Regions from separate parts of the Homo sapiens genome. Here region 1 is linked to region 2. The links are chromatin loops, found by intact Hi-C in ENCODE. Cell type or tissue: PC-9. All regions are shown on one strand.

Region 1 (8,000 bases), 1.2 Mb before region 2:
GAGGCAGGAGGATCCCTTGAACCCAGGAGTTCAAGCCTTTTTTTTTTTTTTTTTTTTTTTGAGACAGAGTTTCACTCTTGTTGCCCAGGCTGGAGTGCAATGGTGCGATCTTGGCTCACTGCAACCTCTGCCTCCCAGGTTCAAGCAGTTCTCCTGCCTCAGCCTCCTGAGTAGCTGGGATTACAGGTGCTCATCACCATGCCCGGCTAATTTTTATATTTTTAGTAGAGACAGGGTTTTACCATGTTGGCCAGGCCCTCAGGTGATCCACCCGCCTTGGCCTCCCAAAGTGCTGGGATTAAAGGTGTGAGCCACTGTGCCTGGCACAGTTTAAGCCATTTTTAAAAGGTACATTCCTGAAAGAAGAAATAAAGCTGAATTGAAGTTGAGAGTGAGGCCAGGTGTGAATCTGGCATTCTCTTGACACAGCTGAAAAAATTTCTTACATGTGCAAGAGACCAGTCTTGAAGAGCTGTTACTGCTATCCTGAGAATTCCTATATAAGGGACTTCGGATGTGTTCCTGAGATGAAACTAATTTACACCCGGCCTCACTCTCAAATTCAATTCGGCTTTATTTCTTTCAGGAATGCATCTTTTAAAAAAGGCTTGAATTCCTGGGTTCAAGGGATCCTCCTGCCTCAGCCTCTTAAGTTGCTAGAGCTATAGGTGTGTGCCACCATGCCCAGCTAATTTATTTTTTATTTTTTGTAGAGATGGGGGTCTCACTTTGTTGCCCAGGTTGGTCTTAGACTCCTGACCTCAAGCGATTCTCCTACCTTAGCCTCCCACCCTTTTAGTGTTTAAAGTGTTTTCTAGAGTTCCTAAGTGTAAAAAGACTGGGATGTGCTTTACAGAGAAAATACATATATTAGATACATTTCATCTAGGCATGAGTTTCAGTGCTGTTGGCTGTGAGTTCTTTGCTAATGAATCAACAGTGTATATTAAATAAGGTGTCTTTAAACAGAAACACACACCAAACAAGGCTATGTATTGATTGATTAATGAAAATATGACCAGAGGCTTGTGGGAAACTAATCTTGTATTTCTGTCAGGAGTGATGGTTTAATATTTGTGGACTCGTTGTTCTTGAAAACTTTATAGGATACAACTGTCAACAATCAACAATACATACAGCCATTTCTCTAAGGTGACCCAATAATGCCAGAGAAGATGAGTCAGAAATTCTTTCTGTATGAATTTGTGGACGGACCAGACTCTCCTATTTCCTATTTTTTTATTTTTTTGGGATGGAGTCTTGCTCTGTTGCCCAGGCTGGAGTGCAGTAGCACAATCTCGGCTCATTGCAACCTCCACCTCCTGGGTTCAAGTGATTCTCCTGTCTCAGCCTCCCATGTAGCTGGGACTGCAGGTGCACGCCACCATGTCTGGCTAATTTTTTTGTGTTTTTAGTAGAGATGGGAGCTCACCATGTTGGCCAGGCTGGTCTTGAACTCCTGATCTCAGGTGATCCACCTGCCTCGGCCTCCCAAAGTCCTGGGATTACAGGTGAACCACTGTGCCCAGCCTCTCTTAGTTTCTAAAAGATCATCCCTGTCCCTCTTGCTGTTCTCCTGTGGCCAGGTACTTACCTGTGTTCCCTAGACAAGGGGACTCTGTCCTCTTGGTCACTGCCATTAGCTAGGGAGGTGGTGGTGATGTGGCACAAGGTGGAAGGGTAATTCAGAGATACGATGGTGCAAATCACCCTTGCCCATCTCAGGCAGTCTTCTAGCTCTACTCCTGTGGTCTTTTTTTTTTTTGGCCCAGATATGGAGGAAATTTCTCATTCCAGCCTCAGAATGATTTGTAGTGGGAATATTTACTGTCTTGCTCTCATCTCCCCAACATATAATTGCAAAAATAAAACAATCTGACACTGGTACATTTCCTGAGATCTGAGCTGTCCAGTTGTAGCCAAGGTCATCCTGATAGAGAATGATGTAAATACTATAAACAGTTATCTATGGGTCCTATTTATGTCATTCCTAGAAGAAAACCTCGGGATTCACTGGAGACTGAGGAGTAAATCAACACTATCCACAGTCAAATCAGGTTTGAGCTGGGCTGCATTGAATTCACAATCAATCAGAACTGTATTGGATTTTGTTGCTGAACCTTAGCTTTTGGTGAAGAATTCAAAGGTGGCAATGTTTTCCTAAATTTGGCATTCTTTTGACACAGCTGAAAAAATTTCTTACACGTGCAAGAGACCAGTGTTGAAGAGCTATGTTATTGCTATCCTGAGAATTCCTATATAAGGGACTTAGGGTGTGTTCATTAGATGAAACTAATTTACACCTGGCCCCACTCTTCAATTCAGCTTTATTTCTTCTTTCAGGAATGCACCTTTTAAAAATGGCTTGTGGCAGAGTAGCTATAGTTTTAAAACATAAATACACAAAAGTGTCTATAAAACTATGCATTTCTATATACTCAGAGATGAAGAGGTTATTCATGGTAAACAAGCCTTCCTAGATTGGGTGTATGTTTTCTTGCCCTTGCTTTCTTTTTTAAAATACCATTTATAATACTTTGTACAATCAATTATTATTTTAAAGTACATTAATTTAGCAGATGTCAATTATTTGTAACACTTTCTATGCTTCCCTTTTCTTGCTACCTGGTGCCAAGGCCTGGTCCTAAGGATTATTACAAACTGTGTGTATGTTTTTCTTTCATTTTGCCTCTCATCTTTTTTACTTTTTTTTTTTTTGAGACACGGTCTCACTCTGTCATCCAGGGTGGAGTGCAGTGGTGCAATCTCGGTTGCAGTGGTGCAATCTCGGTGCAGCCTCGCCCTCCCGGGCTCAAGCGATTCTCCTACCTCAGCCTCCCGAGTAGCTGGAACTAGAGGCTCATTTTTCTATTTTTTTGTAGAACAGGGTTTTGCCATGTTGGGCAGGCTGGTCTGGAACTCCTGGGCTCAAGTGATCCGCCCAGCTCGGCCTCCCAAAGCGCTGGGATTACAGGCGTGAGCCATCGTGCCTGTCCCTCTCTTCTGTTCTATTTTTATCCATTCGATGCCATATCAGAAACAACGGTAAGAATTTATTGCTTTTAGAGGAACCTCTGTCTACTCCCAATTCTAACCCAAATGCAGGGATGAGTAAAATGAAAAAGTGGCAGTTTGAAATAAAGGAGCTATTAAAACAGTAGGAGTACCTTGGAAACAGCAGCAAGACTTCTGGTAGAGATGATGATGTTACTTTGATGTTGTTGCTGTTGTTGTTTTAAAGAAGCCTTTGCACTCCTATATGATGATGTTACTTTGAATGGTGGACTGTGACATCTTCTTCCACAGACTGAGGAATAAACATGTAGCTTCTGACTCTGGACTTGATATTCAGTAATCGTTATCTTTCATTATCAAAGATAATGAAATAATTCCTTCCTTATTGTTGAGTGGTATGACATAAGAAATACGCAGCTAAAAGGGCATATATCATGGAACTATTTACAATGGGATTATTTTTCTATTTCTAAATTGGTTTGAGAATCAGAGGCTGTTATAATCTGAAAAAGCACTAGAGGGAGCCAGATCCCTGTCTGAGGAATTCTTTCCTCTGGTGGGGAAACACTGCTTGTAGCCCACATTTAAATCAGCTGTGCTGGCTTCAGTGGCGCAATGAGTTAGCGTGGTACTTATAAATCAGCTTGCAGACTTGTGAATTTTGTGCCCAGCCTTAGACATATAATTTCAGGCAAAAATTCCCATATGTATCTTTAATAGAAAAGGGATTTTAGCATTACCAAGATATCATTATGTATTTTTTACTTGTTATTTTTATTTTTTTGTGGAGCTCAGTTCACATTTTTTTTTAGCTCAGTTCACAGACATGATTCCACGTGCATTAGAGATTTAAGAATCACAGATCTTAGAGGGTAAAGTGTTACACAATAAAGGGACCTAAGAGACTTCCAAATACAATTGGTGGACCGTGTTTGGATTATGATTCAAGCAAAGAGTGATAAGAAGATGCTGGTGAGACAACTAGGGAAATTTGAACAGGAAGACAATCTTATATCATATTATGGGATTACTCTTAATCTTTTTCGGTGTCATAATGATATCTTGGGGCTGGGCATTGTGGCTCATGCCTGTAATCCCAGCACTTTGGGAGGCCACAGTGGGAGGACTGCCTGAGCCCAGGAGTCTGAGACCAGCCTGGGTAACATGGCAAGACTCCATCTCCACAAAAAAAAAAAAAATAAAAAATAAATAATGATATCTTCTAAAATCCCTTTTCTATTAAATATAAATATGGGAATTGAAAGTATGTGTGCGTGTGTGGAGAGAGGTGGGAAGATAATAGAAGAAACAAGATTGACAACATCTGGTAATTGTTGGAGCTGGAGTTCATTATGCTATTTATTCTCCCTTTGTGAATGTTTTAAATTTACCTTTAAAAGTGAAAATGAAAAAGTAGAGACACTATATTCTTACAATATATATTTATGATGTAGTTTACCACCATTTATGGCTAATGTGTATTTCTTAGGTTGCAAACTAAATTTGCAAGAAAATATCACCTTTCCCCATAATTGAATTTAATTTCTAGTTTGAAGTTTTATTTTACTAGATGTCAGAAACCAAATATCAATTAATTCAGAGTAACCTCACATTGCACTGAGTCAAAAAATTAATTCAAGATCATCTTGGTCAATTCTGGATTTTTCCCACCTCATCTGCCAGCAGAATTGCTAAGTGAAAGTGAGTGAGAGGTGGTGCTGGTGAGTCAGGGGCTGGTCCTTGGTTGTCACCTCCTGAGTCAGATATCTAGTCAGACAACCTTCACCTTCTCTTGGGTAGGTTTGTCCTTGCAAATAACAGCCACATTGTCTGACGACCATCCGTAAAACCTCCCCAGATCTGCCTCTCCCTAGCTCTGTCAAACCTCCCTAGGGATGGGGAAACATTCAGAGGCTTTCACTCTGGCTTTCTCAGCTCTGCCCTTGTGGCCATTTCCGCTGTATTGCTCCAACACTATGTTTGTCATGGAAGGTCCTGGAACACTTCTCTAGGACATTTGCCACTTCCACAGGTTCTATTTGGGAACAAAGGCATTTTCTGCTTTCAAACCCTTAACAAATCTAGGGGCTTCAGTGTTCAGTCCTCAGAGACTAGGGATGTACACAGGCCACGTTCTAATATCTAATATCTCTTCCTGAATATCTCTTCCTGCAATGTCTAATATCTCTTCCTGAAGCCTGTGTTGTCTTCGTCTGGTCTGGTGGGTAGACTTAGCTCATAATCTATAATGATTGCTTATAGCATAAACATACCCAAAGTCCTTCAGAGCTCTGGATGCAGAGAAAGGTCACAGGTTCACAGAAATCATGAAGAAAAATTTTCTTCAATTAACATAATAAAATACTGTGCTATTGAATAATTTTAATTCAAAACTTAACATTTGCTTCTCACCACATAAATAAACTAGTGAAGCAGTAGTAAATAGTAGTTGTGAATGTAGGTTCTGGGCTTAGAGACCAGTGTTCTAATCCTGCCTCTGTCTTTTTAGTACGGATCAGGCACAAATTAAAGTTTCTAAATCTCATTTTTTTTTTTTTTTTTTTTTTTTTGAGTCAGAGTCTTGCTCTGTCGCCCAGGCTGGAGTTCAGTGGCGCGATCGCGGCTCACTGCAAGCTCTACCTCCCGGGTTCACACCATTCTCCTGCCTCAGCCTCCCGAGTAGCTGGGACTACAGGTGCCCCCCACCATGCCTGGCTAATTTTTTGTATTTTTAGTAGAGATGGGGTTTCACAATGTTACCCAGGATGGTCTCGATCTCCTGACCTCGTGATCTGCCTGCCTCGGCCTCCCAAAGTGCTGGGATTACAGGCGTGAGCCACCACGCCCGGCCCTAAATCTCATATTTTTAAATCATAAAGCAGAGGTATTGATATCTACTGTGCAATGTTTTGGGGGAGGGTTTAACAAGAATATGTATATAAAGTGCACATAGATTTTGGCCCTTTGTATAAACCTATAAATGGCAACCATTTTTATTATTAAGAACAGCAAACAGGCAGGAAAAGCCCCTTATGCAATTTTTGCATCTGGTTAATGAACCTTTCTCCTACGACTTCCTAAGTTATTAGCTCAGATCTCAAAGAACCACATAGGAATCTGGGTGCAGCCCGGGGCATGGAAATGACCACCGTTAAAAAAAAAATTCTCTCTGGTATCCACACCAAGGTACATGGAGCCCAAATTCCCAGGCCATTTTAAGAAATAACTGCTTAGACTTTATTTCTAGTGTGGCCCATTCTTTATGAACTGTCAGTAGAAAGGAAGCAGATGAAAAGAGGAATTCCAAGAGTATAATATCACCATGCCCTCATGAAACAGGAGAAAAGAAACCAAACAATTTATAGTGGACAGTTTCTAGATGTTTATTACCAGGACCTTCTGCTTAGAGTGAGAAGAATATCCAAATGAATGCCATGTTCCTCTCCAGCACTGTAAGAAAAAGCAAAGTTACTTTATTCAGGCACCCATCTCCCCTGCTTTGATGGCTTTGGTGTTCTGGCTAGGAGAGAAAGATCCACTACTGCCCTGTTTTCCGAGGAGGCCTTAACAGGGATTCCATGCTGAACTGGCTTCTGATTCCTCTTTGTTCTTGGATGTTAGATTTCAACCCCTTGGATAGAGATGTCCAGTGTTGTAATTAGCCTCCTTCTAGAGGCAGCATGGCGCTGGTAAGCTACCAAGAATTGGCTTGGAGTGGAAAACTGCAGTCTCAGATACATGCAGGCTCTCTACACAGATGCAATCTATTAATTAACCTTATGCACCCAGAGTATTTCATTAAGCTTTAATGCTTTAGTGCTTAAAGTAGGTTCTGTGAAAAAAACATGACTCATACTGAGAAATCAATTGATGTTGCACTATTATTTAACATTAACCTCTCAGATAGGGTATTTTTAACATATGTCCTTGGTGGGCACCTGTATTCACTTCCCATTGCTGCTCTAACCCCTATGATTATGTTGGGTCCATCAAGATAATCTGGGTAATTTCTTCGTCTCAAGATCCTTAACATAATCCTCTCTGTAAAGTCACTTTTGCCATATAAGGTAACATTATCCACAGGTTTTAGGGGTTAGGATGTGGACATCTTTGGGGGTTTTTATTCTGCTATCCACAGTCCACCTCTGCCCCCCAAATCTTTACTTCTGTCCACATGTAAAATACATTAATCTCATTCCATCTCCAAAGATCTCAATCCATTACAGCATCAACTCAATGTCCAAAATCTAATCTAAATTTCATCAGCTCAAAAGTCCCAAATCTCATCAGGTTTGGGTAAGGCTTTGGGTATAACTCATCCTGAGGCACAATTCACCTCCATCTGGGAAGTTGTGAACTCAACTAAAGAAGCAAGTTATTTGCTCTCCAAATACAGTGGTGGGACAGGCATAGGATAACAGATATAGACATTCCAGTTCAGAAGGGGACAAAATGAAAGGAAAAAAGGAGTCATCAGTTTCAAGTGAATTTGAAATCCAGCAGGGCAAACAACATTAGGTTTCAAGGCTTGGGAATAATCCTCTGTTTCGCAGCTTTGCCCTCTGGGCTGAAGGCTCTGCCCTTGAAGTCATCCTTTCTTCTTCATGAAGGCTAGCATGTGTTTGCAGATGAGTAGTATTTTCAGCCTGTTTTCTACCTGTAGAATTTTGACTCTTCCATGATTACAAAATGCATGCACAGGTTTTTCTCAGTGTTACTATTTTCTGAATTCTCTAAAATGATTTATAATTTTCCAAAGTATGTTCATGTAAACAAAATTTCAGATTCTACATATGTATAAACTTTCAGTTGGTTCTTATCAGGATTTTCAGTTTTCTGGTAGCAAGAAAACTTGAGATAATAGCTTTCTTCTGGAAATAGGATTGTTGGGTTAAATCATTAATGTAGTCTTAGAGAGAGAAGGCACAAATAACTATGTGTATGTTCTATGGGATAAGATTATAAGAATTATTGGCTAGTGGATC
Region 2 (8,000 bases):
CAGGTTTGTTATATAGTAAACAACTGTCATGGATGTTTGTTGTACAGATTATTTTATCACTTAGGTATTCAGGCTAGTACCCATTAGTTATTTTTTCTGATCCTTTTCCTCCACCCTCAGGTAGGCCCCAGTGTCTGTTGTTCCTCTCTATGTATCTATGGATTCTTATCATTTAACTCCCACTTATAAGTGAGAACATGCAGTATTTGGTTTTCTGTTCCTGTGTTAGTGTCCTAAGGATAATGGCCTCCAGCTCCATCCATGTTCCTGTAAAGGACAGGATCTCATTCTTTTTTATAGCTGTATGGTATTCCATGGTTTATATTTACCACATTTTTGTCTTATCCAGTCTACCACTGAAGGGCATTTAGACTGATTCCATGTCTTCACTAATGTGAATAGTGCTTCAGTGAACATTTGCTTGCATGTGTCTTTATGGTAGAATAATTTATATTCCTCTGGGTATATACCCAGTAATGGGATTGCTGGGTCAAATGGTAGTTTTGTTTTTAGTTCTTTGGGGAATCACCACACTGCTTTCCACAATGGTTGAACTAATTTACTCTCCCACCAACAGTGTCTAAGCATTCCCTTTTCTCTGTAACCTCACCAGCATCTGTTATCTTTTGACTTTTTAATAACAGCCATTCTGACTGGTGTGAGACGGTATCTCACTGTAGTTTTAATTTACATTTTTCTAATAATCAGTGATGTTGAGATTTTTTTCACGTGCTTGTTGACTGCATGTATGTCTTCTGTTGAAAAGTGTCTGTTCATGTCCTTTGCCCACTTTTTATGAGGTGATTTTTTTCTTGTAAATTTGTTTAAGTTCTTTATAGACGCTGGATATTAGACCTTTGTCAGATGCATAGTTTGCAAACTTTTTTTTTGTTCCGAAGGTTGTCTGTTTATTCTGTTGATAGTTTCTTTTGTCGTGTAGAAGCTCTTTAGTTTAACTAGATCCCATGTGTCAATTTTTGCTTTTGTTGCAATTGCTTTTGGTGTCTTCAACATGAAATCTTTGCCAGTTCCTATGTCCAGGATGGTATTGCATAGGTTGTCTTCTAGGGTTTTTATAGTTCTGGGTTTTACATTTAAGTCTTTAATCCATCTTGTGTTGATTTTTGTATATGGTGTAAGGAAGGGGCATCCAGTTTCAGTCTTCTGCATATGGCTAGCCAGTTTTACTAACCAGGATCATTTGTTGAATAGGGAGTCCTTTCTCCATTGCTTGTATTTGTCAGCTTTGTTGAAGATCAGATAGTTGGAGGTATGCAGTCTTATTTCTGGGCTCTCTATCCTGTTCCAGTAGTCTATGTGTCTGTTTTTGTATCAGCACCATACTGTTCTGGTTACTGTAGGCCTGTAGCATAGTTTGAAGTCAGGTATTTCAAGGCCTCCAGGTTTGTTCTTTTTGCTTAAGATTGCCTTGGCTATTTAGGCTGTTTTTGGTTCCATATGAATTTTAAAATAGTTTTCCTAGTTCTGTGAAGAATGTCATTGGTAGTTTTGATAGGAATAGCATTAAATCTACAAACTGCTTTGGGCAGTATGGCCATTTTAATGATATTGATTCCTCTCCGTGAGCGTGAAATGTTTTTCTATTTCTTTAGAAACACTGATTTTTTTTCTACCTCCATTATTCTTTTTATATTTATTATGTGGTGTCCTCCCATGGGGAAGAACTTTCTCTCTCTCCTTTCATGTACTTATGTATAGGTATATGTGTTAACTCTGCGGGTCCATACATTCTTATGTTATTCAATGGGTTATAATCCCTTACTGTCATTATGAGGAAAGATTTTTACATACTATATTTTGGTAAATATAGTTGTTTCTTGAAATATAATAACAAAATTAGTTGAGACATTGCCATGTTTTAAATTAATTGTATAAGAAAGACAGATTAGGATGTGCTCAAGGGATAATAATGATGAACAAGACTAAGCAGGATGATAGAAGTATCTATCTGCCTGGATGCCTTTCCCAGGAGAAGGAGGCTCTGCACATTGGGCTGCCATATGCTGGCTACAAATACAGTTCTAAGCAGCATTTTAACGTGCTTAAGAAGGCAAAGATAAAAAATCCAGCATTTTAATGTCAGTTACACCATACTTAATAGCTCCAGATGTGATAAAGAGGAATCCAAGCACAGAAATGCAGAAATAGTAGTTCATGTACCCTGCTAGATGAGGAGATGACACACTCCTTAAGCCGAACGTCTTCAGCTGCTAGTTGGACCACCTCTGACACCTCATGGTGCCATTCACACAGCAGATACATAGAACACTCTTGGTCACCAGAGAAATGATGGCAAATGGAAAGGTAACAATCCAAAGAAAAGAAAAATGCAAGTAAAGCAAAAGATGAGAGGCATCTCACAACAGTCAAGGATATGAAAGAAAGAGGAGCAACTGAAGAAGATAAATTACTGTAAAAAATTAGCAAATGGAGAAAAGAATGAAGCACAAACTAAACAATCCTGGAATTGATGCTAATAGAAGTCAAGAAGTGAATTCAAAATAATCTACTGGGACAATCAGAGAGAGACAACCAGCCATTTCCTCCTGTTTGGAGTCTTAAGAAAAGGTAGGCATGGCAAGAGTCAGATCAGTGGCTGAGATGCCAGCATGATGGAAGAGGAGCAAAGGAATTGCCAGTGGCCTGCCAGTGAGTGCTGAGTGATTCCAGAACATACAGTGTCCAGACAGACTGGAAGATTTAAAAAAAAAAACAAAACTGTATTCAAATATAATATACATACAGGAAAGTGCTCAGTGAATTTGCACAGTTGAAACCAGCACCCAAATCAAGAAACAGAATATTACCAGCAACCCAGAAACCTTCTTGTGCCTCTCTTCTATCACTATGCCCTTACTCACCAAGAGGAACTTTCTAGGGCCTGGGAAATGTTGCCTTTATCTCAAATTATTTTATGTAAGTAATCCTACAGTACACTGTCTTTTGTGTCTGCCTTCTTCTGTCCAACATTATCTTTGTGAACTTCATCCATGCTGCTGATGGATATGTAGTTTCTTTATTCTCAGTGATGTGTAGGTTTCTCTTATATGAAACTGCCACAATTTATTTATCCATTCTACTGTTGATTGGCATTTGGGTAATTTTCAGTTTAAAGTATTACGAATAAAGCTGCCACAAACATGTTTTTTGGTGAATATATGTGTGCATTTCTGCTTAGCGTATACCTAAAAGTGTAATTATTAAGCCATAGGTTTGCTTTACTAGATACTGACAGACAGTTTTTCCAAACAATTGTGCAAAGTTAAACTCCTATCAGACCTATGCATTTTTAGAACACAAGGGTTAGCAACAATAGCTATCAATGAATTAAGTTGCTTTCCTGGAAGTGAAAAAATGGCATTGGAGGCAGCATTAATGTGCATGGGTTATAACAAAAACACTTACAAGCAAACACAAGAATATGCTGTAAGAAGGCAAAGATAAAAAATTCTTCCTGTGTCCACGTTGTGCACATGTACCCTAAAACTTAAAGTATAATAAAAAAAATTCTTAATTCACAAGAATTTCCTTGAATTCACTAATTTTTTAAATTCTCATGTTTGTACCTCCATAAAGCCTAGTGTAGAAAATTGATTCAAAAAATGTTTCTTTGTTGTTTGTAAAATGCTATTTTTAAAACGCTATGATTTATATCTTTATCGGATAATTTAAATTTCTAGTAAATACACAAACAGAAAGAGAGAGATGGAGAGGGAGAAAAACTGTGGCTTAAAACAGTTAAGCAACTGTTTATGATTACGAGAAGTAAAAACTGGGATGTGCACTCTATCATCAAAACTCTGCATTTCAGTAATGTCATACTTGGCACATTATTTGCTGGAGGAATTAATTACTAGATTAGGATTAAATGAATTTGATCCATTTGTGTCGTGTGATATTAAAGTAGCAATTAATTCTGAGGAATCAACAAATTTTACAAAAGGAACATCTAGATTTTGTTTTTTCTTTCTAGCCTCCTAGTGGAAATACAGAGACTGTCTTTCCAGTGAACTATGTTCACTGACCACCTACTCTGTGCCCAAATCCGTACTAAGTGTTCTGATTAACAGAATGAGATAAGGTAATTAGCAAAACCTGAAGAGTAAAACATAAACCAACTGTTTTACAACAGTGAACATAAACCATAATCACAAGAAAGGCTACATAAAAGTGCAAGAGTGAAAAATAAACAAGTAATCAAGCAAAATGGGAATGTAGGCAACTCTGCATCGAGAAAGTAAGTGCGAGGAAGTTCTAGGAAGGTGGGACCCCGGTGGGTGGCATATTTAGGAGAGAACTCACAGAGGAAGTAGATCTGGAATTAGGGCTTGAAGGGACCATGGAATGTGGGTACATAGAAGCTGGGAAGAACATTTTAGTTCAACTGATAATGTGACCGAAAGCCAAAAGGGAGGTAGAGATGCATGTGGCTACTCAAAGTATGGTGGGTAGTAGTCCTTTGATGGACAGGATGGTTGAGGCCAGTCATAGGCTACAATTGCATAATCAAAGCTGGGGAATGATGACAGGCTTGGAATGTGTGGCATTTTCATTACTGTTAGGGTTTATGGCTTAGGCAAGCCCGGGTTTCTATGAGCATGAGAAATGTGGTAGTGCTGTGGGCACACCCATGGTTTCCACCTTTGAAAACTGATCTTCAAAATGTGAAAGTTAATCCCAGCTGCTGGAAGACTGCCATCGGGGTTGAAACACTTAGACATATCACATGACAGATACCCAGTCAGCCACCTCCAGATCACACACAGCTCCAGAAATTGATGTAATACTGAGGGCACGGTGTGCACTCTAATAAGCATGAGCTGTAGATGGAAATACGGAAAGAGCAATTCAGCCGGGAACGTTCTTCATTTGGGAGGCGAGGCCAAGGATGGCCATAATAACCTCTCAGTGCCCCACGGGGTGTCATGAATATTTGGAGGAAGAGCCACTCCAGGTAGGTGGGTGGCTGAGTGAGTGGGCAAAAACAACGGAGTATATAAAAGTCTAGTGGGTGTAGAGATTCACCACCTGGGCAAAGCATGATTATTCACTTTGAAAAGAAATCTCTTGAGCATTTAACAGAAGAACCATTTCAAAATGTCACTTTACCAAAAGACTCTACCTCTTGCAATTAAAATAAAAACACACAATATCCTTAATTTGCATATACTATTTAAAGTGATGTTGTTCTGAATTGCTGGAATTTAATGTTCTTGTATTGGTTGGGTGAAGCAATGTTTCTCTATATTTTAATTAATGTCCTGTGCTATAAACACTATAGACAGGCCATGTTGCCTTTAGTACAAAGCTTTTGGTGTTTGTTGATGGGGAGGGTGTCTTAGCATCCAAATGAGAAGAGGAACATTAACCGCAGGTTATTTGCTCTACAGAACGAACACATGAAAGCAGACAAAACACACCTTCCGTAGACTGTTTTCATTAAGATACTTAGTTTTAAATTCAGTGGGTTTTTCCCTTTATTTCTTTTTTTCTTTTTTAGTGGTTGCTTAACAACAGTACATGAATCGTGACTTGCAGAAAGTTAAAATTTCTCTTTTGTTTGGGTAAAGTATTTTAAAACTCCTTTGTGGAGTTTAAATCTTAATATTGCCAAGTATAACCAAAACTTTCCCAGAATTCTGTAGTCTGTGGCTAAAAATAGGAACCCATAGATATGACTGTTCCAGTGCTGCTGGCACCTCATCCCCAAGTGTATAATGTAGGCTGGCCTTAGAGCCCTCTCCTTCCCAAATCCCCTGGTGCTCTGCCCCAAGGACAGATCTCCCACAAGGCCACAGGGACTCTAGATGCTGGCTTCCTGATGGGTTCAGGACACACTATTCCAAAATATGGCAACTCAGCTTTTGAGGAAATAGCAGAAGCAGGAAGGCCACTCTCGCCTTCCTTTCATCCTTTTTCTTCCCTAAAGCAGGTCATAAGACCCTCAATAGAGGGTGCCCTCCCTATACCCAGAGGAAACGTGCATCCTTATCCTGAAGACAGAGGAGAATCTGAACAAACAGGCCTTGCTATGATGCCCTTAGTTTTTTCCCATACCCTTCTGTCTTATCATATTTCTCCATGACTGTCCACTCTTCATCAAACCTTATGTTTCCCTGTTTCTTTGTGTTTTCATCTCTGAAGTCTCCAATGTCACAGAAAGCTTCTATTAAGTAAATCTATATGCTTCTCACTTGTTAATCTGTCTTTTCTTATGGGAGTTTCAGCTATGACCTTAAGATTGAAAGAAAAGACATTTTTTTCCTCCCCTGCATGCTTCAAGCTTAGTTGAGTGGACACTTCACAGCTGCCAACAACTCTATGAAAAACAGCTTTTCTGCCTGCCATCTCCTTTGGCTACCAAGGCTTGTAAAACCCTCAAGTCTCCAAATGCACTGAGTTCTCTTGAACTTTCACAATGCTGAAGATAAGATGAAAGAAAGCCATTTTCCCTAATTCTGGACCTCAAGTTAGCACAGTTAGCCCAAATTTTATAAAGGCTTTTGTGAAAAAATCCTCTTGGCCTCTACCTGCAGAAAGCTCATGCATTAGTCTAGTTGATCTAAGCAGAAGGAGACAAATATAAACCTCTGTACTTCCTGTTTCTCCTCCAGGGAACTGCCCTCAAAACTTACTCTTCCCAAGTTCTCAATAGCACTATCTCTTCACAATGCACACCAACTTATGCAGAAGATGTACAGATCATTAGTTTTGCAGGCACAGCCAGATTTTCTTTCCCAGTTGAGTATTAGCCAAAATGCTCCTGCTACTTGAGAATGCATGTATCCTAGGCACTAAGCCTTAACTATTTTCAAAGTGTGCATATGATTTATAACAAAGTAGAAACAAATGTGCTTGTATTCTGTAACATTTCCTACCTTGGGATGTTGCACATGTCATTTATTCTGAGAAAAGAAACCTAGTCAAGAACCTGACAAGGAACCTTCACAGGTCTAGAATGTCAACTCTGAGAATCTGTCCTCTGAACAGCCTTCAGCATGACCCAGGAAACCTGGATCTCATGGATAGTCGTGGATGATCATCTGGTATCTCAGACAAGATCCCTCGTTGATCTTTTCAAGGTAGTTAGATTAGGTATTTTTAGATTCCTTCCAGTGCTAAAATCCTATTATTCTATTAATCTAGAAGCTTTTTATAAAGCTTTTCAACAAAAATAAAAATAAAGCTTTTCAAAAATATGTATTTTTTTTTTTTTTGTTGATACTGCAGGGGAACCAAAATACTTGCATTGGAAAGGGTTAACAAAAAGAGTCACACAAAGATAAAGCATCAATAAATAGAAAACTTGCCAGCATAAAGCTAGAGAAATGGCCTTGGTATCTAAGGGACAATCACTTCTTTAAACATAAGCTCCAAGGTCCTGCCAGAAATTCAGTATCCGCATTTTTGTGGTCTCCTTTCTCATAGATTATTATCTTTGGATGCTCTTCTGGTGGGTGGTCCCTTGTGCATAATGGAGACTGTTGATTCTGCAATAGGGCTTGACTTAAAATAATTATGAGTTTGGAATTTTCTAGTACTTAAGGCAGATTTCCTTTTCTAAGAACCTCCCTGTTTTACTTAACCTCCAAAAGGAAGTTTGGAGTACTGCTGGTAAATCAACTTGCTTTTTACTGGGAAATTCCTAGTTTGCCATTTAAAGTTGGCCATTTGCTTTAAAGCAAATTATCAAAGCAGTGGGGCACTTACCTGTATCTTGTTCTCTTAGTTTCAAACGACAGACAAGTTATGGATCTTCTCTGAGGATGCTGGTTCATCTTGGTTGTGATTAACATGAGATGGATTTTATATACTGACCTAAGTGAACTATGCTCCAGTCTTTTAAAAGTTAAGGTTGGCCAAGTTTGGCTGCCGAACAAAGTCACAGTGACCTTCTTTTTAATCTTACATGTACCCTTAAGGTATTAGATAACTGATTAGATATTAGGTATAATATTAGATAACTTAAGGTATTAGAT

What was found. Peaks named below come from ENCODE experiments on the same cell type or tissue, not always from the same donor. Only the 100,000 strongest peaks of a DNase experiment are listed, where the experiment ranks them.
Region 1: it touches region 2 in a loop (8-fold over the local background); 2 of 110 quality-filtered maps call a loop at or near these places.

The regions. Positions count from the first base shown.
Region 1 is chr2:151,234,585-151,242,584 of GRCh38, reverse strand. No RefSeq gene overlaps it. Among named protein-coding and RNA genes, the nearest start is that of RBM43, 23 kb to the left of the region's middle. In PC-9, a CTCF peak has its summit at 3,557 (motif pointing right); DNase peaks (open chromatin) are centred at 3,574 and 4,764.
Region 2 is chr2:149,991,205-149,999,204 of GRCh38, reverse strand. No RefSeq gene overlaps it. Among named protein-coding and RNA genes, the nearest start is that of LINC01931, 140 kb to the right of the region's middle. In PC-9, no CTCF peak of the experiment used is centred here; DNase peaks (open chromatin) are centred at 4,664 and 7,434; H3K27ac peaks cover 1,769 bases.